2 separate regions of the Mus musculus genome follow, and region 2 is linked to region 1. A link is a loop called in an ENCODE intact Hi-C map of the cell type or tissue named here. Cell type or tissue: heart. All regions are shown on one strand. Links, peaks and the distances in the headings refer to the core of each region. The heading gives the core; the rest is flanking DNA. Region 1 has its middle 22 kb from the start of Slco4a1. Region 2 holds the start of Gm52543 (a long non-coding RNA gene).

Region 1 (16,433 bases), core at 5,700-13,699:
GACAGCCTTCCTGCCTGTCTAGACACCAGAAGTTGTTCTGCTCTCTCAGGCACCGGTTTGGCATGGTCTGCTCTTCCTGGGGCAGTGACAGTGTTGTCTGTAGGTTGGCCACTTCTCTTTTCTGATAACGACATATCTGAATAGTCATAAAGACCTTCTCCTAAAACTGTCCCGACACAGAATTGCCTTGCAGTTGCAGAGAAGAAGTACTAGGTTCTTGGTGTTTCTAGCCCCTTCCCACCCGGGAGGAAGAAGATCAGTGCTGAGCAGGGCTCTTGGTTAGTAGGGGCCCAAGTCATGACCTTTACCCCCCGTGGGCATTGTCTGAGTGCTAAGCAGTTGCTGTCTGGGCAGATGGACTCTACACTGATCTGACCCCAGCACACCAGTCCCTGCTCCTTGCCATTGGTTGGTGTCCACACAGGCCTCCTGCCATGAAATCTTGCCACCTGTACCCCAAGAAGGCATTCAGGTCCAGCAAGAGACTCAGTTTTGGGGCTTTGATTTGGTCAGGTTCCATCTGAGGCATGCCATGTGGTACAGTGCATTCCTCTGGGGACTGGATTTCTGGGTCCTGGGGCTGAAAGGAGCCATCATCAGACACATAGCCTCAGATGTTCACATCTGTCTCCTCTGGGCCTCTGTGACCAGGTATGGCTCTCCCGAAGGTATCTGTCCGACAGGTGTCCAGGGTCATGAGTCTTTGCCCTGTGGGCCTCCTTCCTCCAGAACTTTCCCTACCCTGTAGGGGCTGCACACATGTGCCCAGACCTGTACCTGGAAAAAGAGAAGAAGCAGACCCAGCATTCCACCTGCCTTGGCTCTCAGAGTTTGGCTTCCCTCCATGCCCACCCAGCACTGAAACTTCAGTCACTCCAAAAGAGCACTTATTTATTTTGAGACAGAGTCTCATGTTGGCCTTGAATCCCCTAGGTAGCTTGGGATGACCTGGAACTCCTGATCTCGCTGTCTCTACCTGTGCTAGTTCTGAGACCACAGCTGGGATGGGGGTGGCTTCTGATTGGACAGAAATAGTTCTGCATGTGCTGGCAGTGTCTATATAAATGTGCTTCCCCCAACCTGAGAGGAAAGTCTCAACTCTGGAAAATTACATCCAGGAAACTAGGGAAGTTTCTGCCCTGGGGGTGTTTGAGATCAGCTTCCTGGGTTGGTCTCAGCCTACAAGGAGAATGCCTAGCTCTAGCGACTTTAACTGCAACCATTTCTGGGGGCCTCTGGCAGCGAGGCATGCTTGTGCCAGTCTGTCCTGGTTATGCAAGTTACGGTCAGAGTAACATGGCTCTCGGTGACAATGTCAGGAGCAGATTCCAGGCAGTGTGTCAATAGGACATACCAACTCCTTCTAGAAAACAGCCTAGCCCAGTCTGCCTAGGTGGCAGCCGATTCCCCCACCCCCACCCCCTTTTGTATAAATTCCTTTCAAAGTGCCTGGAAGTCTGGTAACTGGGAGAGAGGGTTAAGTACCATCTAAGCCATTAAAGCCTAAGACATAATTGGCCAACCCTCCTGCTGGTGCAAGTCTGGAGGTCTGGGGGCCGGGGGCGGGGCGCATGCCCAAACTTACCCATGGCCAGCTTGCTAGTGCTAAGTGGAGACCCTGTATCCTAATCCCCACCCACTCCTACCCCCACCCCCGCCCCCAGCACACAATTGCCCAGCCTGGTGGTGAAGCCATTATTGGCTCTTCTTTTAGAGACAGAGTCTCAGGTAGACAAAACCTCTTGTCAGTCCTCCTGCCTCAGTCTTGTTGGACTGTAATCCAGTCACTCCGTAGGCTTATGCAGAGTCTACAGCCCTTGAATCTTCTACTCAGGTCTCCTCTCTTCTCTCTTCTCTGATTGAAGGAAAAACTGACTCTCCTCTAGTTCCCTCTTGTGGGTAGGGCCTGACATACCTGTGTGCAATGGGTTTTATGCACATGTGTATATGTGTGTGTGTGTGTGTGTGTGTGTGTGTCTGTGTGTGTGTGTGTGTGTGTGTGTGTATGTCTATACACACACATATATATGAATGGATAACCTGGAAAGACCTTCACATAGCCAGAAAACAAATTCCACAGACTGGTACTTGAGACCCAGGCTTTCAGCTCATAGAAAGATAGGTTCCCAAACCACCTGTCTTGAGACCTGATCTCTCACCACACCCCACTGCCCTGGAGTTTATGAAGAACTATAGGCAGTGGGTGAGACCACCAACAGATACAAGTTTGCTGGCCAGCTGGTGGCAAGCAGGCCTGAGTGTGAGGATTTCAGACTGTTGAGCCCAGTCAGTACCCTTTTCCCATGAGGCCTTGTCTCCAGTCCTCAGAGGCTTCCTGGTTGGGGTTAGCACCGTGTCTCAGTGGTTCTCAGTGAGGGGCTTTGGGCTTCCTTCCTTTTTTTTTCTGGTGTTTCTCTGACTCCATCCACACGCTGTGGCTGCAATGGAGCTGGGCAGAGTCCTTCGTGGAGACACCAGCAGATAAGACAGGACAATCAAAGACCATGGCAGTATGTCATAGACATGACCTAGGAGAGTATGCATTCAGAAATGACAGAGAGCCACAGTCATGTGTCACAAGGATTAGAGCGAGATCCTGTTGCCAAACAACAGCAAAAAAAAATCTTTTTAAATAAACTAGTCATTATCTACGTAAGCATTAGGCACGTGGGTCTACTTTGTGTGTGCATTCTTGTGTAAGAAGGTGCACATGTGCAAATGTTTGTGACAGCCAGAGGTCAACCTTGCGTGTCATTCCTCAGGTTCTATCTGCCTTGAATTTTTGAGACAAGGTCTCTTCCTTGCCTGGAACACACCAAGCAAGCGAGGCTGACGACTGCCTAGCAAGCTCCAGGATCAACTGCCTCTGCTTCTGCAGTGATAGGATTACAACTTGAGCCACTGTGCCTGCTTCCTCCCACCCCCACCTTTAAGGTGAGTGCTGTGAATTTAACTCAGGTTCCCATGCTTGTAATGCAAGTACTCCGCTGACTGAGCTGTTTCCATAGCCTCTTCGATTGTGCTTTGTTGGCTAAATTTTGTGAATTCTAAGTCCAGTCCAGAATCTATTTTTAAAAATTTTAACCACATCTACCATCCATCCATTTATTATTTATCTATCTATCTATCTATCCATCCATCCATCAATCCATCCATTTATTATTTATCTATCTATCTATCTATCTATCTATCCATCCATCCATCTACCAATCCACCCATTTATTATCTATCCATCCATCTATCTATCTTGTGTGAGGTTTGTGCATGCCACAATATACACAGGGAGGTCAGAGGAAACGTTGTGAGGTTGGTTTTCTTCTTCCACCAAGTGGGTCTTAGGGATTAAACTTAGGTGGCCAGGCTTGGTGACAATTGTCTTAATGCACTGAGCAATCCTGCCAGCTCTCAAAGTCCAGTATTTATGATAAAAACTCAGTACCTGAATCGACACAAGAAATGGATGTAAAATACAAACGTTTGAAGATGCAGAAGCTAAAGGGAGTAGAGTATCTGTCATTCCTTACATTGCTTCCTTATCGACGTGGTGGTTTTATGATTCTATTAGATTTAAATAAAAGACATTAAGATTAACTTCACACCAGGCCTGGTGGCACAGGCTTAGAATTCCAACTACATGGTAGACTGCAGCAGGATTGTAAGCTAAACACCAAGTTGGGCAAACTGGTGAGTCCCAGTCTCTGAATTAAAAGTAAAAAGAAGGCTGGGGGTGTAACCTGAGATAGAGCATTTGCTTGCTTGCTTGAGGCCCAGGGATGGAGCTTGGATGACACACACAGAGACAGACTTCATGGGCCTCAGTCTTGCTATTGTGTTGCCTGAGCACAGATAGTCACATGTGTGCTCCCATTTTGCTTTCACTCCTGAGCAGAACTATTCACACCCATCGTGTACGGTCTGTGGGTTAGGGCATCCCTGGTGTGATACAGGGTCAGACTCACTACGAATAGCAACTATGTATTTGTCACCATAGGGAGACACAAATGGAAGTTCCTGTGGCTATTTGGCTATAGGTATGGAGGGGCTTGCCCAGGATGGTGCCCAGGGGGTTGATTTTGTACCAGAAAGCTTCAGACCAACTACATGTGATATTTGGAGATAGTGTGGACAGCCCTGACTCTGCTCAGCAACCAGGAGTCGGGGGAAAGGTGGGCCTCTGTAGAGAAAAGCAAGGTCCTGTTTTGGCTTCTCCAGGTACCACCGGATGAAGCCTGGAGGGGTTCCTGGGTCCCAAAGTTAGCCCCTGGGTATGTGGGTCAGTGTCAGGGGTTCTTGTGGTTATGATATGAGGAGGTTTCAAAGGAACAGGATGTGGAGTCCTGAGGAGTCAGTCTATGCAAGTTCCTAAGATCAAAGTGTGGGCTCTTAGGGTCAAGGAATGGGAATCTCTGGTCCATGTGTAGGGGTGGGAGCCTTGAGCAGAGAGTGCTCTCTGTGGAAGATGACCCCTAACATCCCCACTTGAGGCATCTGGGTTCCCCCTCCCACCCCTATCTTCTGTTAGGGTAACAGTGTTCTCCGCTCTGACTGCTCTCGGCTTGGCTGGCTATAGTTCAAACTTTACATGATGTCAGGATTACTCAGAGCCTGGCCCTTCTAAGGAAAATTGATGTGTTTGAAGTCCACCATGGTCTGTCTTGAAAGTCTCAGAGGAAGCACTTAGAAAACTGTCATTCTGGTCTTGAATGACACTTCCTGTCATCTGGGTGCACAGGGCATTTCCCCAGGGCTCAGCATGGTAGCTGTGGCTAGGTATGGGAATTCTGTAATGGCCAAAGCTGGACCTGGGTTCTGATGGGGAAGGGGAAGGAGACACAGGTCTCAGCTTTGTGCGTGCAATCCCCCTTCCCCCTCCCATTTTCTAGGCAACGGTGAAGAAGCTGTCATTTCAGAAACTTGTGGTGAAACTCAATGTGGGTTCCCACAGGAAGTTGGGGGGAGTGTTGAGCAGGGGCCCAAGGGCCCAAATGCCACAGTGGAAAAGTTCTTTGATAAGGCAGAGAGCACACCCCTTCCTCCTGTTCCTGCATGGGAGGTCTGGTCATCTCAAGCAATGAGGATGTGGCTAAGTCACATGAGAGACAGATATGCTTGTGGAAAATTCCAGGTCCCGGGAGAAATGCTTGGTTTTCTGGTCCTGGGAAGCTCCGAACCCCTGGTCTCACTTTCCTCTCCACATCTCTGTTCTTGCTTCTTGCTGGTGCATTCATGTGGGTGAGCCAGGTTTTGCAGGCCACGGAAGCCATAACAGGGGACACAGCAGGAGACAGCAGTGTTGGGCAGTGGGCATGGGCAAAAGAGGGAGTGGGCAGGCGGACGTGGGAATACTGCTGCATGCTTTCCATGTGAAACGGGGTGGGTGTCTGGCTGTAGGAAGCCACTGAACCCCAGCTCGGCGGGGGGTGGACAAGGGGCAGTCCTAGACAACAGGTTCTCAGTCTCATGCATCCCAGACACCGCTGGACACCACGGAAGAGCTGAGAACAAATGGGGGGCCCCCGAGGGGGGGGGGCGACTCCATCATCACTGGGCCAGAGGGAGGAGAAGGCAGGGGGAGAGGGGCTGCTGGGTGGTTCCCACGGGGGCGAGAGTCCTTGGTCCGGTCCGTGGCTGGAGAGCAGGAAGGCCTTCTGTTGGGAGGCTAGACGTGGCTTGTTAGGGGAACGCCTATCCCATTGTTCAAGCATGGTGGGCCTTGATAAGCAGAGACAGTCTATGGTTTTAGAGCTTTATTGTAGAAAGGCAGGAAAAAAAGAGAGAGGGTAGAAAGAGAGAGAGAGGCTGGCCATGGCCATGTGGAGAAAGGGGGAGGGGGGAAGGAGAGAGAGAAGGAGGGCTAGAGAAGAGAGTAAGAAAGGTGAGAGCTTAAAGAGATTGAGAAGGGGCAAAGCAGCCTCTTTTATAGTGGGCTGGACTATCTTGCTGTTTCCAGGTAACTACGGGGAAGAGCATACCTGGCTGTAGTCAGGTAACTGTGGGGGTGGAGTCTAGCCAGAATGCCAGAAGCTTGAGACATTGTCTGAGTGACTTATAATCACAGAATTATGGAGTTGGGGGGCTCTGTGGTGTCAGGCACCTGTCTCTGGGAACGTGGCTCCCTGTTGTGTCCCTTGTAGAGTTTTCTACTGGATCGCCGGAGCAAGCCTCATTCAACCAAAATAGGCTGCCTTTCATGGCCCTACACAGCAGATCCCTGTGGAAGAAATGATTCTGGTGCTCTGGGTACCAGGAATGTGCTTTGAACACACCACAATGGTAATGGTGCCAGGGATCATCTACAAAGTCCTCACAAACTTGGGAGCCTGGAGTTGACCAGCACCTGGGTCCAGGAAGAAACCCTGAGCCCTTGTGTGTGGTGCTCACCAGTTCCTGCTTTATGGTGTTCTGGAAACATTTAAACACCCACACATGGAACACACACAGGCCATCAACAGCTCCCACCCCCAGCCCACCCAGGTTACTTAGGGCCAAATCTTGGGTTCCTATGACCTCATCCATTCCCACTGCCTTGCTGAGCTGCTCTTTGCATGTGTAGAACACAAACACAGTTCTGCTATCACACCCACCAGGAACAGCTCACGCAACACACAGGCTGCTTCTCAAGGCCACTTGACTGGTGATGTGTGTCTGAACTGGCTCAAAGCTTGGAATGTGGCTGGCTTCTTGTTTTGGGTTAAGGAAGCTGGGCCCTGCCCTGCCCCCATACTCGTACAGACATCTTTCCACTACTGTGGACACCGCAGTCCTGTGTCTTCAGATCTCCCTGGATCAGCCACTGAGGGATATCTTTGCTGTTTCAGTGTCACAAACAAAAGGGACAGGAAGTTTACTGCTTTAGCACCTGGTGCAGGGGATGGGGCCCAGGCCCTGCTCCACGCCAGAGTCACTGCCTCCACCCCAGGTTCAACATTTATTCCTGTGTTTGTTTTGTTGCTGCTGCTGCTGGGCTTTTGTGTGTGGTCTGTATTTGTTTTGAAACAGTTTCATATAGTCTAGGCTGGCCTGGAACTTGCCACAAAGCTGAGGATGACATTGCATCCCTGATCTGCTTGCCTCTACCTCCTAAGTTCAAGGTTATGAACCTGTTACCACCATATCCACCCAAGTGACTATTTTAAAGTATAGAATTCAGGGGCTGGGAAAATGGCTCAGTAGGTAACACACTTGCCATATAAATGTGAGGCCCTAAGTTCTGATCTCCAGCACGTGTGAATGGTGAATGGTCATGGTCATCGACCTAAAATTCTGTGCACTCAGGAGGCAGAAACAGGAGATCCCAGAGCAAGCTGGCTAGCTGGACTACAGACCATGCCTCAATATATAGGACAGAGAAGAACTGAGAAAGATGCCCAACAACCTCTGGCTTACTCTTGCATGCATGCATGTGTATAGCTGCCCCCATATACATACATAGCATATAGGTCAGAGGATAACTTTAGCCCCTGTGCAAAACATTTCCTAAGGTTCAACTGCTTGAGGCCTCCTTGGCATGACCTCCTCCATATGCATGCGTTGGTACCCCTATCTATGACAGGAAGACTGGCCGTTGTATGCATGATGGGGGGCTCAGGAGCAGGGCTCTGTCTGGCTGCCTTATTTGCTGTGACATCACTGTCCATTCAACCGCAGTCCCTCAATGCTGGGCAGTGAATCCTCATCCTAGCCTTCCCTTTCTCATGAGACATTTCTCTTACTCCTTGGCTACATAGAGACACTGCGTGTGTGGGGATGGCCCTCTTGCCTCTTGTTCACTTCAGAACCTGTGAATTGCCTCCTGGCGTTTTAGGTGGTGTGACCAGTTAGTGTATCTGAATATCTTGGTGCTTATTAGGAATCTGGAATGTGGGCATCTCAGTGACTGATGCTCCCATCAGGTTCTTCCTTGGGACCAGCCTGAACTGCCTGTCAGAGGCCTGCCTCTGGCCAAACCTGGCATCTTAGGTGCTCCGTTATGACAGGATGGGTTTCAGGTGGCCTTGGGCAGGACCTTACACTTGACTGTTCTTTCTCCCATCCTGCATCCCTCCGTCCTCCCATACTGGTTCACCCCAGCCTGTGCTGGTAACTTCTCCAGGAGCTACAAACATCTAGTATAACTTTAACAGCAAGAGGAAGAACAAAAGGGAAACACACTAGTGACCTGGCCTGGCCCCACTCCACTCTCTCTAGCTCTGTCTGGGCCCCTTTGATCGTCACAGCACACATTTCTGTTGTTGTCTAGGAAGAAGGAAAAGCAAAATCAGACGTGGGCAGTGTCTACACAGGGCACCTTTCAGGCTGGAGCAAGAGTGATCGTCAAGGGCTGATCCAGGCAGGGAGGTCTGGAGTAGATCCACAGTGGAAGCAGGCAGCTTGGGTTCCACAGAGTTGGCTGCGAGGCCACCAAAGGAGGCCCCCATCCCAAGGGACATCTTCCCTGTATCCTGGCTCAGATGGGACCCAGGGAGACAGAATCTTTCCCCATAAGCTGTTTTTCAATCATTCTGGAGAAAGAAGAGCTCGCCCCACTGCTGGCAGAATGGTAGTAGAAATTAAAGAAGCTTTTCAGCCTGGGATGTGGCTCAGTGCTCGAGCATTTGATTCACAGGCGCGAGGCCTTGGGATCTAGCCCCAGAACCATAAGAGAGAAGTAATTTTAACTAAATCTTCTGCATTCTGTGCTCTGGCAGGCCATATGGGCCCCACATTACCACCAGACACCCGGGGTTGGAGTAAAACAGCTGACTGTTTAGTCCTGAATGCTGCGCCCCACCCCCACCCCCCATTTAGACTATATTCAGGCCCAGGCTTGCTTTAATAGTATGAAAATCTGGTGGCCAGTTGGAGCGGGTGCATAGCACTTCCCTTCCCAGAATACAGGATCCTCAGAACTCTGGTGCATCTGGGAGGCCGGGGGTGGGGGTGGGGTGGCAAGGCAAGCATGTACCACCTGGCAGCTCCAGAAGTAAGCAGGGTACGTGGTGAATCCTCGCTTTGGGGAGTGCATTGGCTGGCAACACCTGGATGTCCCATGCCTCTCTTAGTAGCTATCCAGTCAGGGATGTTTAACCAGGGCTTATGACCTGGAACCCTCAAATTAAAACCAGGCTTGTTTACAGAGGAGGGACTGGTAGCCATGTGTAGTACTGGCCCTGTGCTCTAAGGTGATGGTGGGGACTCATATGGGCCGGGCCCTGATTAAGCTGCGGCTCAGCGCTCTACAAAGCCTAGAATGAACTTCATGGAGGTGAGCCCTACCATCCGTAAGGCCACAGCGAACCCTAAAACCTGCACGTTTTATATACCACCTGGTCTTAATGGTAAGGACTTCAGAGTCAGTGCTAGACATCTGCGAGGGGGCGTGGCCAGACCCTGCACAGGGCATGCTGGGCCTGTGCTGCTGGTGAGGCACCTAGAACATGGCTACTAAGTGCAGCAGCACCAGAGCTAGCTTCGTCCTTGGCTTTATTGCTATTGTTGTTCTCGCTTCTCCCCAAGCCTGTCACAGGCCCTAGAGTGTCAATCCAGCACCCACAAAGGTGTCTGCTTCTCAAAGCCTCAGTTTCTCCAACTAGAAAATAATGTTGCCCGTATTCCCATTTATAAAAATGTGGGACTCTATGCGGTACAGAAAATCCTGGCCCTGTAGACTATTCTAGTTTCCTTTCCCGGTTCTGGGACCAAAAGGTTCCCCCAAGTCTCTCCTTAATGCCTCAGCGCAGGACTTTCCTTGTACGATCTGGTGAAGCCCTTGAGGCTCCTGAAGGGGCTTCAGGCGGCTTTTCTCACTAGTCTCTCCCTGTAGTACCCACCTCAGCCAGGAGAGGGCGGAAGTGTTTCAGCTGAGCCCAAGGCACCCGGCCTTGCTGGAGGGAGCCAATGAGAGTTATCTACACTGTGTGGATCTCCTGGGGCACCTGGCAGAAGACGTTCCAAGACTCTTCTTGAAGCTTTCATCTCCAGGAGGAGTGGGAAGGAGGGAGGGAGACAGAGAGACAGAGAGACAGAGGAGACAGAGAAAGACGCTGCAGCCCAGCACAGACATGTCAAGACCCGGGTACACAGTCTGGAGAGGCCCCAGAGTGTCAGTAACTCCAGGGTACTGCGGGAAGTCTCAGATGAGAGCTCCTCCCCCAGCTTCAAGAGTCTTTGGAAGCCCTGGCTTCCCCTCTGGCTAATAGTGGGTGTATCCCAGACATCTGTGTTGGCATGTCTGGGTTAGATGAGGCCTAGATTTAATGGCCAGTTCTGGGCCTGCCTGCATAGGCCTATTAGGTGGGTTTCCAGAGCATCACACATGGCCAAACATCCATGTGAATTTCAAGGGACTCCAACACGATCTCACTGGGTGGCTGTCTGCACATTCGGTCCCCATGTCACCTACTCACGGTCTCACTCTGCTGGAAGGTTTGGGATCCCCAAGACTAACAGATGGCCCGGTTGTCTCACACGTGGGAATTCTGCTTCGGTAGCACTTGGGTACTCAGTATGTTATGGGGATGCTTGCAGCTGCTGGCCCATGGCCCTCCATACTCGGCCTCCCCTCTGACATGTGTGGAAGTCCTTCCTTTGCCGATAGTGTATTCTATCTTAATCCCGTTTTGACATGTGAATGAGAAGCACACCCTAGAATCAGCTCCCATGATACCTGCTCCCTGACTTTCCCTTAGACCCAAACTCCCCGATGCAGAGCAAAACCTGTTGACTTTTACCTGTTTGCTAGACTGGGCTCACAGGGCCTGGAGTCCACATGTCCAAGGGTCAGAGGGGCCATGGAAAGCATTGAGAACAACTGTACAGTGGGAGCTGTGGCCTACCATGCTCAGTGCATTGCACATGCAGTCTGGGTTTTGACCTTTACAGCAAGCTCTACTGTGTGCCCTCTCCTTCTCCACACAGATGGATGGCAGCACCTCTGAGAGCCGAGAAATCTGACCCAGAGCCATAGCTGGGCTCAGGACCAGGTGTTCTGGTTTGGTAATGGCGTCCCCTCCAGAAGACAGCTGAACCTGGGTCTGAAATGCATCGGCCATGTGTCTGTGCTTAGACTCTATTGTAGGTAAGCCATTAATGTGGGTTTTTATTCTGGGAAGGCGCACATAACATTAGGCTTATGAGTCTGTTTCAAAGGCACAGCTGAGGGTACTCAGTTAATTCACGTCGTTGGGGGGGGGGGGACCCTCACTAGCATTAAACTCCTCTGTAAGGCTCCATCCCTGTTGGACACCAGTCTGCATTCATTCTCTCCCCAGTCTTGTAGTCATTGCTGGAGCGGCGGCGGCATTTGTGGCTCAAGGGAACTCAAGTTGCTGATCACGTAAGGTTTGTCCTCTTGCGACTGGTTTATGTCCCTCCTCCTTACGCCTTTGGCGCTCCCTTGTGTTGTCAGAATACCTTTCCTCCTCAGAGCTGAGAGGTAGTCTGCAGTGTGGACCATATACTTACTTCATCATTTCCTCACTCACTGACGACCCCTGAGCGGCTTCCGCCTCTTGGCTGTTGTGAGCAAAGCTGGAAGGAACTTATGCAGAACTCTAAGATCCTGTTCTCCTTTTGTCTGTGCCTTACTTTCCTGTTGCTGTGATAAAATACCAAGACAAACACAGTTTAAGAGAGGAAGGACTTATGTCGGGTCACAGTTCCATCATGGCAAGGAGGTGAAGTAGGAGCTTAAAGTGGCTGATCACAGGAAAGAGCAACAAATGTGTGTGTGCCTCTTAGCTTCCCTCCTCTCCTTACACAGTGGAGAATAGCCCTATCTCTAATTGAGATGGGCCTTCTCATATCAGTTAAGGTAATCAGGATAATCTCACAGAAGCCTGAATGCGGGTTCCGGGGACAGAGCGAGGTGTGCCGGGCTTCCTCAGCCAGTGCCTTCATCCACTGAGCTACCCTCTGGTCCCACTCAGTGTGTTTGGATATCACATCTGTTGCCACCCACATTCTTGCCATAATTTATTTAGCTCTCATGGGTCATCCCCAATACTGAATGTTAAACTCAACGGCTGGTCCTATGTGCAAATCTTGGGGCAGAAACTTACTTGCTCGGGGACAGTTTCTGGGGATTTTATTGGAACTGTGGTGCACTGTGTCAACGTGAACCCTTAGAACCTTCCCTGTTCTTCTCCCCAGACAGATATTGAGGCTGATTTTCTGATTTTCTTGCCAGCAGGCCCCTCATCAGTTCTGTCGCCAGAACTGGGTTTATAATTTAAGTATGACAGAAGAAAATTCATTCTCTGACTGTGTGCCTTGGATGCATTCAAAGGCCAGCATTCATCATGAGCCTATAGCTTGACGAATATGAATATAGGAAAAGACCTGTTTCCAGTCTTTTGTCCACTTCTCTATGATCATGCCTGTCTTCAAAGAAGATGCATCACTGGCTGGGGATCTGGCTCACTGAGTATCTGCCCTGCAAGGATGAGGATCAGAGTGTGTATTCTCAGCACCCATGTTCAACAGCCAGGAGCAGCAGCTCACTTAGGAGGTAAAGGCAGAAAGATCACTTGGACTTGCTGCCAGTCAGTCTAACCAAATCGACAAGCTTCAGGTTCAGTGACAGATCCTGTCTCAAAAAATAGGGTAGAGAGTGATAGAAGAAAACACTGAAACTTGATTTCTGGCCTCCATATGCACACACACACTACACATACAACACACACATACCACACACACAACACACACAGATACAACACACACAACACAGACATACCACACACACCATACACACCACACACATACACACACATCACATATATTACATGCACGGACACAACATAAACACACCACACATACAACACACACAAAACACACACACCACACATACAAAACACACACACCATGCATGCACCACACATACAACACACACACACACACACACACAGCCTTAGGAGATATATTGAAGCTGGATAGAAGCTGGTATTTCCTGTCAACTTCTAACCAACACCTTAATACAAATGTGTTTGTCCTGCATGAATAGAGCCAGAGAGAATGGCTCTTCCCTCAGTTGGCATTTCTCCCTGCAGAGAGAATGGCCCCAGGCTAGGACCACTGTGTGAACCTGTGTGTCATGTTCTAGAAGTCTGCTGGAGAACAAAAGTGATAAGAGTCAAGTAGGTCTCTTGAAGGCTGCAGCTGAGAGTGTGGCAGATCCCAGCGGAGATACAGTTTGCTGTATTCATTTGCATTTAGAGACTGAGAGACCAGGGAGAACAGAGGGACCTCAGAGAAGTCGAGGAGGCGGTGGATACACCACAGCAGAAAGGCTGTCCAGTGAGCCCTCCCCTTCGCTGTTCAGAACGCATGGGCCGCAGGGATCCGACTTGCAGAATTTCATAAATCACAACTATTTTAGCTTCAAGAGTAGAGATTGATTAAGGTCTGAGCCATCAGGCGTCCTATGGATCAGGTTGTCTCTCACCAGCCCCCCCTTTCCCAGACATGTGTGTCAGCAGTTTTCCGGGAAAGCAGTCTACACATTTAGCATCATCAGAGCAATTACTGTAAGGAGGCTCGATGGCCACAGCCAACCAGAAGCTTAGCCTTGGAGTGGGCACTGGGACAAGGCGGCTGCGGCCGAGTGTCCCAGAGTCTCTGATGAAACTCAGCCCCTACAGAGCTGTAGGCTGACTGGGAATTCTGCTGTTCTGTGACCCTGGAGAGGCTGGGGCTAGGGGGTGGGGTGGAGGGAGCCAGCTGCCTGTCTTGCAGAGGCCCCCACACTCTCAGTACTTTAGATAACTGTCATGCTTTGACTTGACAACCACCCACTGAATTCAGGAAAGGCATTTGGGACATTTCCCTGGAGCAGTCTTTGAGCATTGCGCCCCCTAGTGGAGTGTTTACATATTTTACAGGCTCTTCCTCAGGATCCCTTCCAGGGGTAAGAAACCTGAGGGCATCTGCTCCAGATCTTCACTCTCTATGACTTAGTGTGAAATCGAATGGGACAGAGACTATTGCACTGCCCCCATTCCAAGGACACGTTCCACTTTAGAATAGTTTCAGACTAGTGGTGCAGGGTTTCCAAGCTCATAGTCACACCCACGTTAACACATGACAAGTTGTACATGAACGTCTTACCATAGCGGGAATCAAGTGCCACTGCCTTTTTTCTGCTTCCTTTTCCTGTCTCAGAACCTCACATGACATTCAGACATCCCTTATCTTCAGAGGTGTAGTGGCCGATCAGGTGTCCATATACGTATGTGTATGTATGTGTGTTTATATGTGTGTGTATGTATATGAATATGTATATGAATGTGTATATGTGCATGTATATGTATATGTATAGCAGGGACAGACACCATCTCCCTAATGGTCGCAGACCTCTATTGTGTGTAGCTATGAGAGGAGATGTCACCAAAGCCCCTTTCTGATGTTCATGAGCTGTTCCCGCTTCAGCCGGTCTCCATGAGTTGTACACCTTGTTTGCGTTCGACAGTAATTTTCCACGTGAGAAGGGATAAAGCAGAGAGTGAGGTTGTACAATGGGCCCTGTCATCTTGGTGGACAGGCTAGTCCTGGGTTTGGGGTCTGAGTGGACATATTAATGTTTAACTAAGAGTGTGATTTATGTGAGGCCTGTTTGCATCAAGGACTTGTTTCGGGAGGTGGCAACTTGCTGGTCCCCTTAGATGCTATTTAAGGAGGAAACTACATCACTTAAAATTAGTGTGGACAGTGACTGACAGAGAGCAGGCCCTTGAGGTCTTTGACTGGCTGGGCTTGGAGATTCTCTCCTGTCAGAAAACAGGCTTTAACCCATAGCCTTCACTGGGACACCCTCGTCAGCCACCTCAATCTATAGCATAGCCCGTGTATTACCCACTCCAATCCCCGCTCCCAGGTTCCCCGCATCCCAGTTTTCAGGGTTGGAACTGTTTGATGTGCCTCCTGGGGCTGGGCCTGGAAGAGTGAGGTGTTCTAGGATGCTTAGTAAAGGAGATGCAGGCAATGGGGAGCACCCTGGCTGGGTATGTAAATGGAGGCTTCAGGCAGAGCTCTGCAAGCCTGTAGCTGGGGCATGGGCTGGTGGCCGGGTTGGGGTGCTGCCAACCGGCTGAGTAAAGCTGCTAATGAAATAATACCAGCTAAAAATGAGCCCGCTGTCAGAGCCAGAGTGTTTCCTTGGCCCCCAGCCCAGCACTTCCCAGCTCGAGATGGGGCGGGAGGAAGATCCCTGCAGCAGCAGGACCCACACATCGCCCACCCACCTGAATCATGAGGTGCTGGTCATTGTAGTCTGCTGACCCTGTGTGGGGTTCTCCACTAAGTTTTCTTAATGGCTAATTCAGTGGCTTTCTCCCTCTTTCTCCTTCTCCCTGAACCTCCACCTGTTTCAGCCTCTGTGTGCCTCCATCACCACCCAGCAATATCTGTTTCTCTTGGGATTCCAGATCCTGTCTTCCATTTGCTTAAAATCAAATGAGGAGCCAGCTGTGGTACACACCTGTAATCCCAATGCACAGGAGGATGAAGCAAGGAGGATTTCCCAGCCTAAACTATCTAACAAGATTCTGTCAAAATAAATAAACAAACAAAAATTAACTCTGTCTAACATCTACGTAAAGGTACCTCTGGAAGTGCTCTTGATTGAGTGTCATTTCCTGTATTCTAAAAGACTGCTTGTTCAGATAGGAAAAGTAACTTTCCACATGAGGGGACTTTCTTTGCAACTTTGTAAGTAAGAATAGTTACAGTTCCTAGACCACCTAGTTGGTCAATCTGCCCATCAACCAGGTCACAATGCAAAGGAAGAAGGTCTCAGTAGGCAGTGCTATTCATCATGGTCAGCATGGCCTCCGTGGTAGCTCTGAGTTCAGCAGGATCATCCTAATTAGGAAGTTGCTGAGAAGACCTGCAGATTCTGTGTCCATGGTGTTTGCTAAGGGCTGCAAAGCTGCTGAGTCCTCTGACACATCCTCCTGTAGTCCAGAGCTCCAGGGCTCTATAATGAATGCCCCAACTCCCCTCTACAGATGTTCAGACTCACTGTTCTGGGTCTGACATGAAGCACATGGACCATGTCTGCATCCTGGACTGGCCACAAGAGAATTTCTAGAGATGGCCTTGTCCTCCTGCCCTCTACTCAAAGGAGCCTGGCATTACAACCTTCGTTGATTTAGGAAAGAGATTGCTATTCAAGGCAATGGGGCTTTCAGGGAAACCCATCCTTAGGGCATTTCCCCCTCCACCATCCATAGGTGGACATTGCTCAAGCTAAATCTTAGCTCTGCATTCCAGTGTCAAACACCTAGTTCCAAAGAATCTTTGTAGCAGGAGGGGGTTACACGCACACAGGCCTGTGGGTGGTGTGCAGATCTGGGCAAAGCTGCCTGACTCCAAACCTCCTCATCTTCATCAAGAGGCAGAATGATGCCTGGCAGGATAGAGAGTATGCTTGCTTAATGGGCAGGAAATGAGCTGCATCT
Region 2 (16,433 bases), core at 5,608-13,607, 79 kb after region 1:
GCCTGGACCCAGGCATCTGGCTGTCCAGCCATGACAAATGTCCTCTGGCTGTTCTCATGCCTTATCCAGGGCCCATCAGCCTGCCCATGGGCAGAGGAAAGCAGTGGCTTTTTTGGGACGTCTATGTCGGCCTTGGTAGAGGAGGGAGGGACAGTGTATTTGATCACAGCTATTTAAAGATGGTGAGTGGACAGGTGCAAGGCTTGGGCAGGGGTTGGGAACTGAGCTGGGATTAGGGGAGAGGCTAGCACAGAAGACTTCAAGCCTGGGACAGAGAGCACTCCAGAGGCTCCTAGACACCCAACATGGAGTCTAGGGTGGCCTTACCAAGATACCACAAGAAAAACAGAACCTTAGTGCTCACTTGGAAAAGATTCCCAGGGTCAGGACCCAACAGGAGTCCAGGCATCTGAAGTCCGCAGGCCCAGGCTGGCCTTGAGGTCCCAAAAAGTCTAGATTCATTTGTTCCCTAGAAGTGGGCCCTTATACCTGATGGCCTAAAGGAGTTCTAGCCTATCCACAAAGACCTGCTCAGTGCCATGTTGCTACAGAGGTGGCTCAGACACCTAGGGTCAGGTCTTGCCACCACCACACTCAACCTGTGGCTGGACAGTCTCCTCAGTTGTCTAACCCTGCTTTCTCTTCTTTGGGGTGAAGGTGGTGGTGTGTACACCACCTCCCTGTCTGGGTTCTGGTGAGGACGGTGACCCCAATGACCTCTAAAACAATAACAGCAAGGCTGACATCTGACATCCTGTGGAGATAGATGTAGCTACTGTCTCTCTCTCTCTCAGGAACTGCAGACTTCCTGAGCCTAGGCCTCGGCCATACTTTCCAGCACCTGAAAAACTGAGGAGCAGCTGTGTGCTGCCTGCCCCTCCCACTGAGCCTCACTCAAGGCTGACCTCCCTCACTCTGGTGTATCCTGGTGCACCCTGGTGCACCCTGGTGCACCCTGGTGAGACCCTAAGAATGTGTATGTTCTGTGAGAAGTTAGTTCTCTGGGAGATCAAACAGACACACCCTGAAATTCCCTGAAAATACCAGCCAAAGACCAAGCCTAGCCTCTCACAATACAAAGAGGGAACCCCTCTGTGCCAACTAGTTTTGTGTCAACTTGACACAGCTAGATTCATTTTGAAAAAGGAAACATCAATTAAGAAACCAGGTTCCTACCTCCTACTAGATTGGCCTGTGAGCAAACTTGTGATTTTTTTTTGACTGATAATTAATGTGGGAGGATCCAGCTCACCTTGCGTCATGCCACCCCTGGGATGGTAGTCCTGGGCACAATAAGAAAGCAGACTGAGCAAGCCAGGAAAAGCAAGCCAGCAAGCAGCACCCATCCGTAGCTTCCGCATCAGTTCCTGCCTCCATCTTACTGGCTCCAGGCTCCTGCTCTGACTTCCCTGATGATGGACTACAAATTATAAAATGAAATAAGTTCTTTCTTCAAGTTGCTTTTGGTCATGGTGTTTTATCACAGCAATCAAAAATGCCTTCCTTCAACACCTGAGAGCTTGGCGGGGAGGAGCAGAGAAACGGATAGGGCTGCCTTTCAACAAGGTACCCAAGGATGTGAGCAGGTGCTTCTCTAGGGAGTGGCACAATGTTTTAAGGGGAAAGCTAAGGTCCTCAGCCTCGGTCCTATGGAAGCCTCAAGGACAAGATGCATCTGTGAGCTCTCACAGTAGGAAGTACCCCTCCTGGCTTTGTGCTGGACTGATTCTTGGCAGTAGTGCCAGAGGGAATCCACATTGAGGCTTGCTCCCAGCTTTACCCTGGATGATGAGGGGAACAGCCTCCTTCCCACCCCATAGGACCTGGACCTATGACCAAGACCCACCCATAGCGGCCAAGCATGTTGGCTCTGAGCCCCACACAGATTCATCACATGGGGCTGGACAGAAAGACTCCATTTGACAAGTAGGTCATTCACCTGCATCTACTCGGCAGCCACACAGTCCCTGGGCAACTGACTTCATAGTCAGCTACTGAGAGCCTAGTGGCGTTACACAGAATGTGGTCACATACAGAAGGGGTGCCCTGCCCAGCGCTACTCAGTCACGGCTAGACTCACCAGTATCTGCCAGTGATAAATCCTGTAGCAGGTACAGGTTGCCAGGGCACCCCTGCCTTGCCAGGCTCCCCTCAGGTCTCTAGGAGCTGCTCTTTGACCACATCTCCTGGGGCCACACTTACCATTATGGTATCTTCAGGTTATGGAAGCACATCCCAGGTGAGGTGGGATTTTCAGTGTGTGACAAATACCCAAAAGAAATGATTTAAAGGGAAAGCTTTGTTTTTCTGGGTGTGTGGGGTTTGGGGTTTTCATTTGGTTTGTCGTTGTTGTTGTTGTTGTTTATTTGTTGTTTTGGGATGTTTTGGTTTTGAGACAGGTATCTATGTAGTCCTGCCTGTCCTGGAACTCTCTATGTAGTTCAGGCTGGCCTTGAACTCAAAGATCCACCTGCCTCTGCTCCTGAGTGGTAGAACCAAAGGCTTGAGCCACCACACTCAGCCCGTATCAGAGGCTTTCATCCATGTTCAGTCTCCATTGCTTTCACCTGAGATATGATGGAGCTTGAGGGTGGAGGTTCCCCACTCCTCACAGTCGCCAGGAAGCAGAGAAAGCACACTTGTCCCAGCAGGCTTCTTCCTTCTCCCGGTTTGTTCCATTTTGACCCCCAGCTGGTAAGAAGGTGCCACCCGCACTCATGGCAAACTCCCCTGACTTAGTCAGCCCCTCCAGAGACAGACATGCCCAGAAGTGTGCTCCACTAACTGCCTATGCGTTCCTCAATCCAATCGATCAAGCTAGCAATCAAGATTTAGCCGTCTTCTAGGAGATGTCTCAATTGGCAGAATGTTAGCAACACAACCGTGAAGATCTCAGTTTGATCCCCAGAACCCAGGTCAAAGGCTCAGCATGGCAGTGCACCCCTGAGATCTCAGCAGCAGGGCCCTAGAGTTCCCTGGCCAGCCCACTACCTAACTAGGGTCCCAGGTCCCAATGAACCCTATCTCAAAAAGCAAGGTGGACAGCTGTTGTCCTAAGGAATGACACCTAAGGCTCACTCTGGCTACTGTGTGCCCATACACACATGTGCACATGCAACAGGAGTGGCACACACACAAACATGCACATGTACACATGAGAGAGAGAGAGCAAGAGAGAGAGAGAATGGGGAGAGAAAGAGTGAAAGAGAGAGGAGGGGAGAGAAGGGGAGAGAGAAGAGAAAGCAGGAGAGAGAGGAGAAACAGAGGAGAAGAGGGACAGAGAAGTGGGGAGGGAGGGAGGAGGGGGGAGAGAGATATGCTCTGGCTATATCCAGTCTTCCTGTCCTTTATTGGAAACAGGGCCCAAGCTGGAAGCTAGAAAGAAAGGAGGCCCCATGTCCTAGAGGTAGAGCCATGAATTTGAGAGACCGGGATGGACTTGTCCTGAGAGGCTTATGCAGGAGAAAGCTCTCCTACTGAGGCAGAGAATTGCCAGTTTTCCCTTTTGCATGGAAAGCCACATGGCTCTAGTGGGACTCAATGCCCACATTGCTCATCTTATGAACAGCAGCCACCACTTGAGGACTGGCCCTGCTGAAACCTGCTCCTCGCAGTCCCCAGGAGCTACCAGCTATTAACTCACTGCCATCCTCTGGCCGTTTGTGGTGCTGCCAGAATGCTAGGAGGGCTGGAGCTGCTGGATGTTAAGGAGTGGCCACAACCTTCTACAGACATCCCCAAAGCTGCGAGCCTATTGCACTCATGGTTTTCATCTCTGGCCACGCACTGACAGCTCCATCCCTCCCTTCCTGCCACTGTTGCTAGAGGCAAGCCAACTGAGGGATGTAGCTCTTTACCCAAGAGCAAAGGCTCAGCCCTTAATCCGACCCCCAAGGGGAAGCCAGGGACAGCTGAAAGAAAGTAGGGAGTGCAAAGAAGAACAGAGGGGAGGGAGCAGACAGAGCCCCAGGTAAGAGGGGTGGAGGAAGCATCTTAGAGATGGAGTCTGAGTTCCAGTGGAGACCAGGAAGGGCTGGTCCTGAGAGACTCTTGCAGGGGACAGCTCCCCCACTGAGGCAGAGAAGTGCCAAGTGTCTCTTGGCAGAGAAGACTGGGACTCAGCTGCAGCTCAGCGGTTGCAGTCTCAGCACCGACTGAGCCCAGGGTGACCGACAGGCTAGGCCGGCCTCCAGGTACTGCACCAGCCCTGCAGCCCCAGCTCTGCAGCCAGCACAGCAAGGAATTCTCAGAGCAGAGGTTGGAGTTGGGGGAACCAGGCAGAGCCTACAGGACTCTGCAATGTATGAGACACAATGTGGCCCAGCAGAGAGGGTGTACTGTTAAGTCACCAGGCACACAGCGAACAGAGAAGGTACTCATCAGGGCTTCTATGCCACACAAGCTACTGGAACCTCAGGACAGTGTCCTGAAGGCTGCCAAGACAGCCACTGGCTTACACAGCTCAGGTATGAATTATAACTAAGCATGCTCACTGCCTGCCAGAGGTGGGACTCATGGCCATGACCCTCAGGAACAAAGGTAGACATATACCTGTGCACACCTGTGTCCCAAAGGACCCATTTAGAGCATCATGGTATACACAGAAGCAAGTGTCCATGTCTATGCAGTCTTCCCCCATAAGCACATGTCTATGCAGTCTGCCCCTTCCTGGTTGCTGCAACCCCACTGAAACTTGTTACTGGGCCAACGGCCTAAGACCACCAGGAGGATCGATGGACATTCTTTCCTAAGAAAGCATTGTCCAGTCTCCAATACAGAGAGACTGAGGTATAACCTTGAGGGAGCAGCCAAAAGAATCCAAGAACCCAGGTTGAAAACCAAGGCTGGAAGACACACACAGATAGGATCTGGGCCAGTTTTCCCTATAAGCCAAGAACAGGGAAGTATCCAATCAAGGAAAACTCAGAGAGCCAACCTTCCCATGAGCAGAGCCTTTGAAGGAGGCCACACAGGTAGGAGAGGGAGAACGAAGGTCTGAAAGAAGAGGGATAAACTGGGGCTCTCCCTTCTTGGTACAGGTCTGGCCTGCTTTGGAGAAATGTTTTAACAGAAGCCTGGTGTATCTGGCTCGCACAGAAGTTCCTTAGACAGTTGTGGCCAGAGGGCTCTGAGCTTGGCGGTGCAGAGCCAAACATATCAGCAGTATCTGGAGAGGGCATGAGAGCATCCGGTTGTATGTATTGGTTAAGAGTTCCTTTGGCTCAATGCTGAGAGTGTCTCTGGGTCCCAGAGGGCAGCCAGGTCCTCTTCAGGATGAGGACACGGTTTCTTTCTGCCATCTGTCTACAGGACACATGGCAGAGGCTCTTTTCCTTGGGCTTTTGAGCTAACGGAGACTTTTGACAGCAGTGGCTTTGGCATCCTTCCTTTTGAGGACACTGAACTCATGTCTCTGCTTCATGCATCTGAGCAGAGGCTTTGGGCCTCAACCCAGCCATGAGTGTGAGCAGCAGTCTGAGTGTGAGCCTGATGAGTACCCTGGTGTTTCTGAGCATCTGGGCCCTGGCCCCTTTCTTGTCATGTATGGATCCCTGCTTTGAATTGTGGCTTATTTGGGCTGTGTTCTCTGAAGAAAAAAAAAAAAAAATGCCTGACCTAGGGCCAATCAGCATAAAATGGGACAAACTGAAGAAGACTGTCAGTCAGCAGGCAGGGGTGTGGGGCCTTTCTGCCCAGTGATCCCACTAGGCCAAGTCAGGGTGGAAGACTGGGTAGGAATCGGTGCCCCACTCATGTGGAACTGCTGGGCCCTCTGACTCACGTCTGCCCTAAGAGAAGTTCTGACCACTCTGGGATACGTGGGGACACCCAGCCAGTGTGCACCTCCTACAGAAGCCTGCACTGCCCAGCCTCCCCTAGCAGAAGAGAAGCCTGCTATGGAGGTGACCCTCACCCACAACTCCTTCACCCTGGCGTTTGCTGATGACAGGAGTCTCGGCAGCCGTCTGCATGGAGCCACTGACCAGGACGCGGCTAGGCTTGGCCTGGGAATTGCTTCGTCAGGAGGTTCTTGTACAACCTACGAGCCTGTTGGAGCTTCGGCCAGCACAGTGAACATCTTGGGGTGAGGAAGGGGATGGCAGCTGGCCTGATGCATCGGGCCTCGCACAGCCTGTGGAGAGGAATGGAGGTGCTTAAGCCAAACTCTCACTGTGTGACAGAGACCCTCAGGGTCACCTACCCAAGATCCAGCCCTTACCAAGACCCAGGGTAGGGCTCACAGCCTTCCTCATAATGCTCATTCCAGCCCCCTGTGGGCACTCTGAGCAGGATTGTGATGTCTACCCCCAAGCAAGCTGCCCCTTTGACCTCAGTGTCCTCCCTAAGCCACCCCGGATCAACATCATCTGTATCTGTTATTGTTAGCTCTAAGGATGGCCTCAGCTTTTCCCAACTTTGCCCTCTCTGGGGCCATTGGATCAGTGTGCCTTGCTGGACGAGGTCACCAGGGAAGTAACTGTCTCCTCAGTTTTTATTGACAGAGAGCTCTAGGGTCAGAGGACCCAGCAGGTTTACAGAGTCTTAGGGATATAGAGTAAAGTCCCTGAGCCCTGACAGTCGCCAAGGAAAAAGGAAGGGCAACTACCGTTCAGTGAGCAAGACGCGGCCCCAGCCTCTGAGCCTCTGCCAGCACTGACTGGAACATACACGAGGGTATCTCCTATGGTCAAAATACACTCAGAGAAGTGCAGGGTGGGACTGTGTTACAAGGTAAGGAGCGGGGTTCAGCAAGAACCAAGAAGTAAAGGGTAACACAGCCATACAGCCCTTCTAGAATCAACCCTGGGCTCAGGTTTTCACTGTTCAGACACCAAAAGGCCACAGGCAGCAGGGACAGAACAAGGCCACAGCCCATTCCTTGTGATGTTGGAGATGGGGTTGCAGAGATGATGGTGACAATGGTTATGATGGTGATGACAATAGTCACAGTGGTGGTGACAATGCTGGTAATGATGGTAGAACTGGTGGTTATGGCAAAGGTGATGGTGGTGATAGTGGAGGTGGTGGTGGTGATGATGGTGATGGTGGTGGTGACGGTGACATGATAATTGGGGTCAGAGCCAATCTGTTGGAAAGTAACCTCAAGAGAATAAGTACCTCCCCTTTTTCCTGGCCTGTTTCCGGCCTGCTATGTAAGGGCCAGTGTCAAATCCCTTAAGGGTCTTCTCAGTCCCAGTACTGTCAGGGTGTCCTGGGGAGTCTCACTCCTGAGCGTAAGATGACAGCACAACCCTCCAGGCTAGCAATGGGCAGTGACCACACGGGTGGTGAGCACACAGGCAGCCCTCAGGACACTGCAAAGGCATGAGGGAGTCTAAGGGTGACAAAGGCAGAGGAGACGCAGATATCCCATCGTGTCCTCACTTTCCATGATGTAGCCGCATGTTCTGCGTGGGGCCAGGAGATGCTAACCCAGCTGGAGGACAAGGAGCCTTCTTGCCCAGTGTTCCAAAGGTTGGTGTTTTCTCCACCAACCCACTCTGTGCCACTCTGGACCTAGGAGCCTATTCAAGCCCACATGACCAGTGCCCTCCAGAGCTCCCCAACAGGGAAGCAACAGGCACGTCATACTCACTCCCCCTCCCCACAAGGCCGCTCCCACCCCTGAGAACGCTTGGCCCATCCAGCTGCCTTATCTTGTCTCACAGTCAGACCACCCACCAAAAGCCCAGGCCAGGAGCCAGAAGACAAGATACAGCCCACCGTCCCCACCAAGCCCACATTCCCATTATATCCTGACTCTTGCTGTCTGTGTCCTCTGCCTGACAACTCACACCTCTGGTATCAGGGGGGCAGCATCCAGAGGACCCGAAGGGTCTGCTGATAAGATCGCAGCCTCCATCCAGAGCCTGAGAGGTCTCTGATACGGTGACAGGCTGAGAGGGATGGGATGCCATTACACAGGACACCTGGGGCTTGAGCGGTCCAGAGAATAGAAGCCATGTGTGGAAAGACCTGAGGCAGAAGCACACTTAGCCACAGACACACCCTCCCCCGCCTGGCAACAAATCCCCCCTCCCGGTGGTGTCTGGGATTTAGCTCTGCCATTCCTGATAACAAGGAGCCACCTATCAAGTAGGTGACCAGACTGTAGACTGTGGGAAAGTCATCTGAAGAATCTCATCCTCTGCAGACAGGCAGCCTGTGGCGTGGGACGGCTCCGGGTGGTAAGCGCGACAGATTCCCCACATTCAGGGGGCCTGGTAGTTTCCAAATTTTAACTGTAAAATGTTCCCATGGGGAAGTGCCTAAGAGGCGGGGACTCGGTGACAGGGTCTGTCCTAGATCAGGGCATACCTCGGTATGTTTCAGGCAGGTCAACCTAACACTGCCCACACTTGGTCCCAGGGAGCAAGGCTGTTGGTCCATACACATCCTTGCATATCCTCAGAAGTCAGGAGGCGACCACAGAGCCAACAGGTAACTAGACAGCCAGTTCCTGGAGGTTGTGATGGGAAGTTGGGGTACGCAGCTCATAGCCAAGGCTCCTAGCAGGGTTAAGCAAGGAGTGGAAGGAAGTCCGCCACCAGAAGAGAGGGGTGGCCAAAGGATCCCCAGGGAAATGAAGGAGGGACCTGTGGGACCCTGAATGTTGGAGCCTTCAGAGCCTTCCCATCTACTCAAGTATCTTCTTCAAGGAAGGGTTGAGGGGCAGTATACTGGAGGCCCTGTGCCCTCTGCACTTTGCAAGATCTGGGGACCTGAACCAGCAGAACACTTTCTGCTCAAGAGAGCTGACCCTGCTGGGCACCTCCTGCCAGACCACTGTCTCCCGGGATGGCTCTGCACGCTGTGCTTTTCCCTCGTTCTACTTCCAACACTGGAGGCCCCACCCAGGCCAGGTGATCCCCACCCAGAGCCAGGAGAGTTGGCTCTGCCTACCCTATCTACTTAGAGGCCCTGAGGCTGCTTGTGTACCTGGCCTCATTTTGGGGGCTCTCACTAGGGCACATTTGTGACTTAGAGCCACACCTGGAGTGAGAAAGACTCAGGACTCCTCAAGCTGTCGCAGCTGTCAGATACCACGAGCAAAGGCACATGAGCCACCCAGAATCAAAGAGAAGATTCTGGTCCTGGAGCTACATGAAGAGTATCATGTAGCCAAGAAGCCCTAAGTGCTACATCACGGGCCAGTTTTTAGTAGGACTGGGGTTTCTGAATGACAGCTCCAACCATAAGGAGATACCACTTACTCACACCACCACCAGCAGACACATCAACCTAGACACACACACACGCACACGCACACGCACACGCGCGCGCACGCGCACGCACACGCACACACACACACACACACACACGCACGCACACGCACACGCGCGCGCGCACACAGAATAGTAATCACACACTATGCACTGATGCCTCCAGTGGCATGCCTCAGGCTGCCCCCTGTTGGTGAGATGTTGCACTTACACCAGGAACACTCGCCAGCCCCTTCCAGGCTTTTGAGCAACCTGGTAAGGATCCACACTCTCCATTCTGAATTTTGTGACACTGTGGGGCACTGCTGTGAGCCTGCTTGCTCTAAACATCTCTGCCGTCCAGGTTCAGGGGCCTGGAACCCTCCAGACTACACCCCAAGGATGTTCGCATAGCTAAAAATGTTTCCTTCACACAGTGCTCTATAATAAATGAAAAGCTACAAAAAGCTTCCTAAAATTTTCCTTTTGTAAAAACACAGGCACCAAAGGGATTGGGCTGTCTGGCTGTACTTCAGAACGTGATCTGCATGGTAGCGTGATGGAGCACACCTGTAATCACACACAGCTCTGAGGCAGGAGAATGGTGAGCAAAGCTAACCTGGACAACCTAGTGAGACCTTGTCTCAAGAGACTCAGGTCCGGTGGCTCATATTTGTAATCCATCACCGTGGAGGCTGAGGTAGAACTGCAGGTTTGAGGACAGCCAAGGCTACAGAGTGAGACCCTGCAGCAAAAACAAATAAAAGAAAACTAGGCTTCTGCCTGCAACCACCATGTCTGAGAGTCACATCCAGGGACCTGAGCCATCAGAATGTGCAATCAGGGCCACACTGCTGGACCAGCATATTCAGACTGTCTCACACAGTGTTCCCAAGGGCTAGAGTGCACCATACAGGACATGCAGTGAAACTCTGGGGTTGAAACTGTCGCTGAAGGAGTTCCTGGAACAGTCTGCAAACAAGATCAAAAAGGAGGATGTGGTACTGGCAAACAGCTGTCCAGGGAGGGAGAGCCAGAAGGGTGAACCAGACCTTTGGTCTCTTCCCACCTTGTGAGGATGCGGTCACCCCACCCTATCCTCATCAGCCATCCTCTGGATGACTCCTCGTCCCAGAAACTGCCTGAGCCAACATTAACTCAGAATTCATAGTTGGGTTCCTACCACTGTAGACAAAGACGAAGTGTGTCTCAACGCTGATTTGGGGAGCTGGGCATATAACTTAGTGGAAGATTGCTTGCCCAGCATGAGTGAAGCCCTGGGTTCCATCCCAAATATTAAATAAATCAGGTGTGCTAACACATGCCTGTAATAAAAAAGATCTCTGATTCTCCCTCCTAGTGGTCTCCTGGGTGATCCCCCCTGGTGATCCCTCTACATGGAGCTCCGACTTTCAGTCACCCATAGTGACTGTATCTGGCACCAGTCTTGGGGCAGGCAGATGTGCACCCCCTTTTCTTCATTACTCTCATTGCAAAGCTGGCTTTGTAGAAAGAATGGTTCCTCCTTCAGCCTCCCCTAAATGCACTTGGAAGGAATAACAGCAGCGGAAAAGTCTATGCTGAATGCAAGCAGGCCCCTCAGGCCACACCACCAGGACCACAGCAGAATGCTCAGAGTGGCAAGCACTAGACAGCGAAGGAAAGGTCTTGGGTTTCCCCAGGCTCGGGCTTTTTCCCTGGACCCTTCCTTTCTTCCTTCTCTGCAGAGCCCTGGGTGGGTTACACTGAACGTCACATAGATTCTCCTCTCTGTTCAAGGCTGTCTCTCCTGCTCCTCAGCTCTCCTGCTTTAACACAGAGATCCTATCTCCTGCTTCAAGAATTCAACTGCTCGGGGCTGGAGAGATGGCTCAGCAGTTGAGAGCACTGACTGCTCTTCCAGAGGTCCTGAGTTCAATTCTCAGCAACCACATGGTGGCTCACAACCACCTGTAATGGGATCCAATGCCCTCTTCTTGTGTCTGAAGACAGCTACAGTATACTCATATACATAAAATAGATAAATAAATCATAAAAAAATTATAAAAATTCAACTGCTCAAAGATGAGGTATGTATTGGCGCTACTCCACCATCCTGCCTTCTGGGTCTGGGTGAGGTGGAAGGGTGTTTGGCTTCCTAGAGGCAGGGATGAGACTGGGACTCAGCAATGCTGGAAGAAGGAACAGATATGAACATCATCCTCTGTACATATACATGTAACTACGGTTGCACGGATGTGCCCTTGGTACACATGTAATAGCAGCAGAAAGCAGAAACCTGCTTCCACGTCAGCTGCCTGGTGCCAGCGTGAGATGCAGCCATCAGGAGGCAGGATGGTCTACTGCCTCTGTGTGCTGCTATCCCAGCAGTGTACAGTGACATCGAAGCTATAGCCTGAAGTAGGCATTCATGGATGAAATGTCTACGGTCATGAAGTTTCTAAGACAATGTGTACATGACAAGCTGGCTGTCAACCTTCACGGCTAGCCTTGGGGAGAAAGAATTATGAACAACTGGCATTCAGCTTCCCTTTGCTGTCTGTCCAGAGGGGAGCCCTGCATCCCCTAGGGTCCCACTAGAGCCTATAATAGCCAAGACAGCTGCCACATGATAGGCAGGGCTGGTCGCCTGCTCACATCCTCCAAGAACCCTAGTATTATCTCCTAACTTACATTTCAGGAGGGCAATGTCACCATAGTCAGTGCTGTATGTCCCTGGACATTTCTGATTTCCATGCTGGCCAAAGTCAACATGACTCCTCATGTGGTGCTGGGTTTCCAGTCTTACTCTACTGCCCCCTGGTGGTCCTTCTGAACCAAAGGGGCTTCTGTGAGGCATCAGGAAGGCCAGTGCTTCCTCAGGTATTGAATACCACAGAACTTTTGACCTTGGCCCCTCCCCTGATGGACTTAAAGACTAGGCAACATTCCTGATTGACCCCAGGCCCATCTTGATAGTGTCATTAGTCCAGTCTTGGTGGCGGATAGTGAGCTGACCTCCCCATTCCTATAAATCCCAAGGTGTCCAAGACAGGTCTCTAAGTAGAGAGGCATCAAGATATTCAGGACAGAGTCACTGCCTGCTCCTTTCTGGGCAGAAAAATGTGGCAGTGGGTGGTATAGTACTGCCCACCTGGGTGTGACCCTTGAGAGAGCAGCCCCCTTGCACAGCTCAGGACTCTTTCCCTACCCACCTTCCTTCTTGCCCTACCCAAACACAGCAACCAAGATCATTGCAGCCATGACGTACCCTCCTCATTTCATACCAAAAAAATGAAGATTTGTATCTACACATTCTGGCTGCAGTTGCTTGGACTTAACATATATGATAAGTACACATAAGCAACCCAAAAAAAATTCAACCAGGGAATTCCTGCAGCTGACAAACACCTTTACTAAAGTGTTTGTACAAGACTAACTCAAGTAAAGAAAAAAATCAGTAGCCCACAAATGACAAATGGCCTGAGAAAGGAATCAGGAAAACAAGATCCTTCATGATAGCCACAAATAATGTAAAATATTGGGTAACTCTAACCAAGCAAGTGACAGACTTGTATAACAAAAACTTCAAGTCTGTGAGGAAAGAAAATGAAGAAGCTATCAAAAGATGGAAAGATCTCCCATACTCATGGATTGGTAGGATTACCATAGTAAAAATGGCCACCCTACCAAATCTACAAATGCAATACAATCTCCACCAAAATCCCAATGCAATTCTCTATAGACCTTGAAAGGACAATACTTAACTCCATGTGGAAAACCAAAAAACCTAGGATAGCTAAACCTAGGATACTCCTGTACAATAAAAGGACGTCCAGGGGCATCACATCCCTGACTCAAGCTGTACCTCAGAGCTATAGCAATAAAACCACATGGTATCGGCAGAAAAGCATTGGCTGATCAATGAAATCAGTGAACACCTGATTTTTATAAAGAAGCCAGAAATACACAAGCGAAAAAATTTAAAAAGCATCCGCAATAAATGATGCTGGTCTTACTGGATATCTGCATGTAGAAGAATGCAAATAGATCCATATCTATCACTCTGCACAAAACTCAACTCTAAGTGGATCAAAGACCTCAACATAAAATGAGATACACTGAACCTAATAGAAGAGAAAGTGGGAAATAGCCTTGAACGCATTGGCACAGGAGACAACTTCCTGAATAGACATCAATAGCACAGGCACTAAGATCAACAATCAATAAATGGGACCTCATGAAACTGAAAAGCTTCTGTGAAGCAAAGGACACTGTCAATAGGACAAAACCTACCGAATGGGAAAAGATCTTCACCAACTCCACATTTGACAGAGGGCTAATATCCAAAACCCATTAAGAACTCGAGAAAGTGGATATTTTAAAAACCAAATAATCCAATTAGAAGGTGGAGTTCAGATCTAAACAGAATTCTCAATGGATAAATCTCAAATGGCTGAGAAACACTTAAAGAAATGTTCAACATCCTTAGCCAGCAGGGAAATGCAAATCAAAGCTACTTTGAGATTCCATCTTACACCTGTCAGAAAGGCTAAGATCAAAAACACAAGTGACAGCTCACACTGTTGATAATGTGGGAGGAGTAAGGAGAACACTCCTCCGTTGCTGGTGGGAGCGCAAACTTACACAGCCACTTTGGAAACAGATATGGCAGTTTCTCAGAAAATCGGGAATTGATCTACCTCGAGACCCATCGATACCACTCCTAGGCATATACCCAAAGGATGCCACATCCTACCACAAGGACACTTGTTCAACCATGTTCATAGCAGCCTTATAATAGCCAGAAACTGGGAACAATCTGAATAATGGATAAAGAAAATGTGGTTCTGAGAGAATTCCTCAGCTGTTAAAAAAAATGACATCATGACATTTGCAGACAAATGGATAGCACTCAAAAAAAAAAATCCAAAATCCACCCTGAGTGAGGTAACCCAGACCCAAAAGACAAACGGTGTGTACTCACTGGTAAGTGAACATTAGCTGCTAAATCCACAGATCATACTCCAATCCACAGACACAGAGAAACTCATGGATCTTCTTGGGAAGGGGAAAGAGCTTTGTAGGTGGACTGGGGGTGGATGGGGGTGGGAACAATAGGGATCAGGCTGGGGGAGGAGAGTTCTGGGAAAGGCGACTGGAATTGGAGGGGGTATTGGAGAGGCAATGCAGAACCCTAGTGCTGTGGAAATGCCCTGAGGGTGAGGGTAATCCTAGTGAATTCTGCTAGTAACAGGGAATACTGAGTCAGAACTAGCTGTCTTCTTTAACCAGGCAAGGCTTCCAGCCCTGGGACTGAGACATAACCCAGCCATAAATCCTTCCGCGTACAATCTGTCCTGCCTGCGAGACATGCTAGGGTAATGGTGGTGTAGAACTTGTGGGAATGGCCAACCAATGACTGGCCAAGTTGAGGCCAACACCACAAAAGGGAACCCACAACTGACAGTGTCTGGAAGGCCAGGAACCAGAGACTGGACAGCCCAGAGACTCGGGAGAGAACCAAAAACGACTGGCAAAAAAGACAATAAAGTAATTCCTAGTGATACTCTGCTATCCTCATAGATCAGTGCATGGACCAACTGTCAACAGAGGGATGCTTTCCAGCAACTGACGGAAATAAATGCAGAGGCCCACACAGCCAAGCCAACCAAACATCAGGCATGGCCAGGGGAACTCCAAAGAAGATGGGAGGAAAGATTGTAGGAGCCAGAGGAGTTGAGGATGCCACAAGAACACAACCCACAGAACCAACTAAGCAGAGCCCACAGAGGTTCACAGAAACTGTAGCAACAAACACGGACCCTGATGAGACTGAGCTGGGTCCTCTGCATATACATTATAGTTGTGTAGCTTTGTGTTCTAGCAGAAGACACAACAGTGGGAGTTTTTTGCCTGCTCTTGGGGCCCTTTTCCTCCTGTTGGGTTGCCTCATCCAGCCTTGATATGAGGGTTTGTTCCTGATCTTATTGTAACTTGTTATGCCATGTTTGGTGGGTATTCATGGAAAGCCTGCTCTTGGGGGGGGGGGGCATAAGAGGAATGGATCTGGGGGAGAATGGAAGTGGGGAAGGAACTGGGAGGAGTGGAGGGAGGGAAAACTGCCGCCAGGATATAATGTATAAGAAAAGGGAGGGAGAAGGAAGGCTAGAAAGAGGGAGGAGAAACGTGGCCCATCTGTCTCCTTCCACGCTCAGTGCTCAATGATACTGTGTGGCCCTAGTGAAACTTGCTCTCGCATTTTCCATGGGGCTGGAAGCCCACTGATCCTAGGACCTAAAGCCTCGTGGCTAGCCAGCTGCAGGGACCTCCTGGCAACAAACCTGACTCCCCAAACCCTGCAGGCCCCACCTCTCAAGGAAATGTTCAGTATGGCCACCAGGGGGCGCCCGTCGCACACTAGACACTACCAAACAAAAGCAGGGCCACAGGAAAGGCCTCTCAGCGAAAACAGGGACCCAGAGTGCTGCTTGCTATCTAGCTGAGCTACCAGGTAGCAGGACTCTGCCTGGGGGTTGAGATGAGAACACCCCAAGCTCCATTCTGCACTGTTCCCACCCAACCAGCCCAGGTGTGTGCTGATTCACCTCACTTCGGGGTGTCCATCAGGAACACGCTCCAAGAGGAAGCCTCCAAAGCTTATCAGAGTCCTGGAGACCTACTAGGTGCAAGCATGGCCAGAGCTGTCCCTTTGTGTAGAGTTACCCAGGCTGACCATGGAGTAGGGCCCACCATCTCCTCTCACTGCAGAGAGAAGGGGTGAGAACAGGAAGTCTGTAGAACAATTCAGACCTAAAGGGCCAGGACAGCTGAGCCCCATGCAGAACCAGAACTGGGTCTTCCTCTGCACAGTACCCTCGGCCTTCTGTGCAAGACCTGTGGGGAGGCTCGGTGGCTGATGGCCAGGATGGTTTTCATAAAGAAAGCACAGTCCGGATTCTAGCCTGGACTGGGCACAAGGGAAGCCAGCAAGCATGCAAGGAATCCTCTGGGCTTCAGCTACCAGAGTCCTCAAATCGGCACCGCTCCCTCAAAAGTCTTCTTCCTGCGTGTGCGCGTTCTCTGCCAGGTGTTCAGCCAACATCCTCTGTTTGTCTCCTTGACAGAGGGCCAAAGGGCCCCTCAGGCCTTAACCTATTCCCATCTGCTCAGGAGGATGAGAAGGGACCCTCACCAGACAGTGGCTGGGCTAAAGTGAAGGTGCTAGGGGCCAGAGCAGGCAGGCAGGGC

What was found. A loop is a pair of places that touch in the nucleus more often than their neighbours do. Peaks named below come from ENCODE experiments on the same cell type or tissue, not always from the same donor. Only the 100,000 strongest peaks of a DNase experiment are listed, where the experiment ranks them.
Region 2: it touches region 1 in a loop (7-fold over the local background); 25 of 42 quality-filtered maps call a loop at or near these places.

The regions. Positions count from the first base shown.
Region 1 is chr2:180,425,878-180,442,310 of GRCm38, reverse strand. No RefSeq gene overlaps it. Among named protein-coding and RNA genes, the nearest start is that of Slco4a1, 22 kb to the left of the region's middle. In heart, for the core only: CTCF peaks have their summits at 9,614 and 9,813 (motif pointing right); no DNase peak of the experiment used is centred there; H3K27ac peaks cover 249 bases; H3K27me3 peaks cover 539 bases.
Region 2 is chr2:180,346,466-180,362,898 of GRCm38, reverse strand. Gm52543 (a long non-coding RNA gene) reads left to right here and starts at 16,408. Exons shown (of 5, transcript XR_003953987.1): 1 at 16,408-16,433. In heart, for the core only: CTCF peaks have their summits at 9,418 (motif pointing left) and 12,013 (motif pointing left); no DNase peak of the experiment used is centred there; H3K4me3 peaks cover 952 bases; H3K27ac peaks cover 2,916 bases.